Linked DNA regions of Mus musculus: region 1 is linked to region 2. A link is a loop called in an ENCODE intact Hi-C map of the cell type or tissue named here. Cell type or tissue: left cerebral cortex. All regions are shown on one strand. Region 1 has its middle 330 kb from the start of Gm30184. Region 2 has its middle 290 kb from the start of Gm46834.

The links. Peaks named below come from ENCODE experiments on the same cell type or tissue, not always from the same donor. Only the 100,000 strongest peaks of a DNase experiment are listed, where the experiment ranks them.
Region 1: it touches region 2 in a loop (2.0-fold over the local background); 2 of 42 quality-filtered maps call a loop at or near these places.

What each region holds. Positions count from the first base shown.
Region 1 is chr3:40,119,425-40,121,924 of GRCm38, forward strand. No RefSeq gene overlaps it. Among named protein-coding and RNA genes, the nearest start is that of Gm30184, 330 kb to the right of the region's middle. RefSeq lists an enhancer at 151-1,196. In left cerebral cortex, a CTCF peak has its summit at 1,259; DNase peaks (open chromatin) are centred at 303 and 1,248.
Region 2 is chr3:39,998,673-40,001,172 of GRCm38, forward strand. No RefSeq gene overlaps it. Among named protein-coding and RNA genes, the nearest start is that of Gm46834, 290 kb to the left of the region's middle. In left cerebral cortex, a CTCF peak has its summit at 156 (motif pointing left); DNase peaks (open chromatin) are centred at 151, 1,375 and 1,526.

The DNA of each region.
Region 1 (2,500 bases), 120 kb after region 2:
ACACCATACTGTAAAAATCATGTGAATCTCTATTTTTCTGTTAGTAGAAAATAAACCTTAGAAATAAATAAAAGTTTCTCATAGTGTGACATCACCCTGGAATTCCTGTACAGATTGTGGGCAGTGCTGATAATGTCCACGTCCATCCTATGGAAGCAGTCCAAAAGACACCAGAGCACTGCCAGGTGTCTAGTTAGTTGAATGAACTGGCTACAGAGGCATCCTGATGACACTCATAAGCACTCACATGCATCTTGGAAAGAGATTCCCCTGAGGGTTCAGCTAATTATGACTTTAGAACAACTGCCTGTGTTCAGATGCCAACTGGGAGATTAAACCAGTGGCAGTGTCCATGTTATTTGCATATTAACACTACAGACAATGTGTCTCTGGTGACTGTCCTCACACCAGGGTGCCAAGCCTCCAGAGAGTCTCCTGCAATTCTGAGGGAACACAGCTGCTTTCAGGGGGAGAGAGACAGACCCTGGAGATGACAATTTCAGAAGGCTCTTCTTTCAGACCATTTTGTTTGCAAACCCAAGTCTTCCCTCACACTTTTTCTTACACACACAACACACACACACACAGAGAGAGAGAGAGAGAGAGAGAGAGAGAGAGAGAGAGAGAGAGAGACAGACAGACAGACAGACAGACAGACAGTCAGACAGACAGACAGAGAGACAGAGACAGATGAGTACACACAAAAAGGGGGCAAGGGTAGAGAGACAGAGACAGAGATAGACAGAGACAGAGAGAGACAAAGACAGAGAGAGACAGAGACAGATGAGTACACATAAAAAGGGAGCAAGGGGAGAGAGACAGAGACACACAGAGAGACAGAGGCAGATGAGTGAAAGAGAGAGAGAGAGAGAGAGAGAGAGAGAGAGAGAGAGAGAGGTCATATTGATGCAGTCATTATCCAAACAGGAGGAGTGTGGTTTCTGTAAATCAGATGTTGCCTGGCTTCATAAGTCAGATGACTAAAATAAATTCCGACAAGCCCTTTAAAATGTAGCAACCAGGCAGCTTTATATGTGTGTCTCCACTGTACACTGTGGGTGTATAAATGGAACGTGCACAGGTCAAGGGAGAACCTTTTCCACATAGGAGCCCTTAATTTTCTCTTTATTTCACAATAAAAGTGAGACTTTCTCTTGTACAGGAAGAGAAGGCGATATAGGAAGCAGATGGGGGAGCAAGGCATGCACTGATTTGCAAAAGAGCAATTCACACTGCAGGGGACAGCCCAGCAGCTCCCCCCAAAGGCGGCCTGATGAACTCATTTCCACCTCAGATAGTCCCCAGGGGAGGTGACAGGGAAGCTCACAGGGACTCAGAGCTGAGCATGCCAGCCTCCCTGAATGGCTAAGCTGGGACCCAGGGCAGCTTTGGGCTGAACTCATATGGAAGATTTAAAAATGAATTAGATCATCTCAAGCATTACATGTTCCCCAACAAAAACCTGCTCCTAACTCCCCGCCTGTCCACATCAGTTTGTCTTGGCACAGGTAGAGAGGTTTTTTTCTCCACACCTCTGTTGGGACGAGTGCTATTTCGGTTAATCTTGTTCGAAAGGTTTCATGCCTTAGAAGACCTTTCTGCACTGCTCCTCTTTAGTCCTTAATCCTCCTAGACTCAGACCTACACACACCGTGTTCAATATGCTTTCGCCGTGTGTGTGTGTGTGTGTGTGTGTGTGTGTGTCTGTGTGTGTGTGTCTGTGTGTGTGTGTCTGTGTGTGTGTGTCTATATGTGTGTGCATGCAAGTACATGGGAGCGCTTAAGTGGCAGCCTGAGAACAACTTTGGGTGTTGTTCCACAGGTGCTGGGGTGGTGACTGTTAATTGTCAAGCAGACCAAATATAGAATCCTCTAGATGAGCCCCTGGGCCTGCCTGTGGGAGACAACTTAACGGCACCCATTGATGGGGAAGACTCATCTGCATTGTGGGTGTGACCGTTCCCTGGACAGGTCGTTCACAGGCTTTATAAGGTGAAGAAAGGAGCTGAGCACTGAAATTTCTGCTTGCGTTGTTTTTTGCTTCTTGATTGGAGAGACGCATTGTGACTCCAGTCAGCTTCACACCCTTCCGAGCTTAACTTTCTGTCCTACCACAGTTTGACCTGCAGACTGTGAGCCAGAATAAGCCTGTTTTCTGCTAAGTTGCTCTGTGGGAGTATTTTAACATAAAAACAGGAAAAGAAACTAAGGTAGTCGCCATCTGCACCATTGTGTGAGGCAAGGTCTCTGATTGGCCTGCACTCTACAAATTGGCTGGGCTGGATGTACAATGTATCTTAGGGATCTGCCTGACCCTGCTTCTCCAGCACTGGGGTTACAAGTGCACACCACTAAACATAGTCAGGGGAATCAAAAGGAGGCCTCTCTGCAGTCTCCCATCATGAACCTCCCATCATGAACTCTTAAAGACAAAGTGTGATCTATTTACTAACACCAGTGCTTAGACTAGTATTAGCTAAGAGAGAATAGTCATCTCTGG
Region 2 (2,500 bases):
AGAAATAGAGGCCAGACAACTTTGCCGATTAACATAAAACTGTCTTTAAAATTAAGGAAAGATGTTTTACAGAAATGTCTTGCTTGATTCTGGAAAACACACAAAGTGGCCAGATTCTCTTTCCGGTCTGTCATTGTTCTTCAGAGCGCCCTCTTGTGGTCATTCCCTCCTCATTGCTTAGGGCTATGGTCCTCGGCTTCTAAATACTGCTAAGCACTGGATACCTTTCTCAGTTTTTGTAACAACAAAACTGGATAAATCTTACAGCAACTACAGCTTCACACTAGAAACCACTAGAGGTGGCTTCTGGGAGAATGTTTTCCGTGCTAAATGGTGGTGGAGAATCACATATAAATAAAGGCAGGGAACGTCACAGAAACAATTTATATAGAGAATATGCACCTAAGGATTCCATTCCTGTGGGGAGTTAAAACAGAAAGACAGACAGGAAAAAAAGGAGAAAGGGAGGGAGGGAGGGAGGGAGGGAGGGAGGGAGGGAGGGAGGGAGGGAGGCAGGCAGGCAGGCAGGCAGGCAGGCAGGCAGGCAGGCAGGCAGACAAACAGATGATATATTTTACAGTTTAAACAGCGGCTTTTTACTATGAATGCATTTACAATCGCACAACACTAGTTGACTCCAGTGAAGTTATTCTCTGAAGATCCATTGATCAGAGCCTGTGTTGTGAAACAAGACTTCTAACACCGGCACCCCATTACCAAACAGAACTTTCTCTAAAAGAGGACCAATAGCTCTGAAAGGTAAGAAATAGTACTGAACCCAACAAAGTATTCATGAATAAAAGAAACTCAATAAATACCACAAATGGTATAGCATGGTTGTACTGGTATTTTTAAATCCATCTGGAGAGGAGGTTCAAGTTAAGGAGGTGAAATTGAAGTCAAATATCAAAGTTCCTGTTTCTGCGCATAGCTTCCCTTATATTTCCCCCCTCATTTGCTTAATCACAGATTTCTGGCCTGATGGATTTGAACACAGCCCTGAGATGATATCACAGATGCCAAGGCTCTCAGTGATTTTGTTTATATGAAGTGTAGCTTACAAAAAAAAAAAAAAAACAAAAAAAAACAAACCTTTCTACTTTATAAATTTCATTTATAAAATACTTAAATATATTATTACAGAAATTATTTTTCTGTATTTTGATATATTATGAATCATAATATTCAGAAATAGCTTGAGTAAATAGAATCTAAGCCACTGGTTATTTGGAAGGACCAAAGCATTTATTTTAAGTGCTACTCAGCTTTTAGCTCTTCAGGCTGCTGATTTGTCTGTGAATGTACACAGCCTAAATTGTTCAGACAGACTAGTGTCATCCAGGAATTAATGTCTTCGCTCCTAAACTAGAGGAGATATTCATGAAGCTTCATGACTTTTTAGAAGCTATGTGCTCCTGTTCTCACCAGAATTTAAAATCAGCCAAAAAAAAAAGTTATTTAGAGAAAGCTAACAAATGGGTACTTTACAATTCTAATTAGCTCATAATGTCTGCTGCTATATTTGCATTTGATGGTAGAGATGTTCTTTTGTTAAGAGGAAAAATGGAGAGTCAGGTGTGTTGGCACACACTTGTAATCCCAGGACTGTGGAGGCTGAGGTAGGAAAATTGCAAAATTGAAATCAGCCTGGGTTACATTGCAAGATCTTGTCTCAAATGAGCAAAAAGAAACAAATCACCATTTTGAGCAACACACCTGCCCTAGACTTTTAAAAGTAAGCTTTCAGTTCCCTCAAGAACAAAAATTCAGGTGATAAAAATACATACAGTTATAAATTCCAAGGCTTTTGCACTTTGACTTTTTCCTGTTAATAACATAGTGTTTTTTTTTTTTTTTACCAAAGATGCTTAACCTATGTTAGTAATAAGTGCTTATGCTTAGAAGTCAATATTTTAAGCTGAAGATATACTTGAACCCACAGTATAGGGAGGAATTTGACTGTTTTTGAGCCCAGAAACCAAGAGCAACAGGCTAACTTTTACAATTTCTTGGTCCACAGTACCCCCATTTCCTTGTTGGACAGACATTTTAATGAACACACATGTGTAATGTCTGCATAATCAAATGGCCTTTTCCACTTCGGAATACAGAGAGAAGTAAGATGTTTGTTGTGCCTGAGGGATGACACTGAGGGGTTGCAGAGTCTCCTGCAATAACTCCTGCAGGCAGTTTAGAGGCAGAGGAGATGGGGACTCAGAGAGTGTCCAGGGGCACACAGAAGGCAGAAGGCAGGATCTCAGGAAAGGGACAGGGGACAGGATACAATCAGAACATCTGGAAGAGCAGACCGTGGGAGTACAGGAGAATGCTATCTGACCTGTGCTCCCTCTGGCTTCTGCCAAGGGTCTGGTGAGTCTCAAGACTCTCATCCATAATCAGGAGCATCAAGGGAGGAATTACGAAATAAAGATAGAGGAGTGGAGTGTGACCATGAGAATGAGGAGACCTGGGGGAAGAGAGTAAATAAAGATAAATCGGA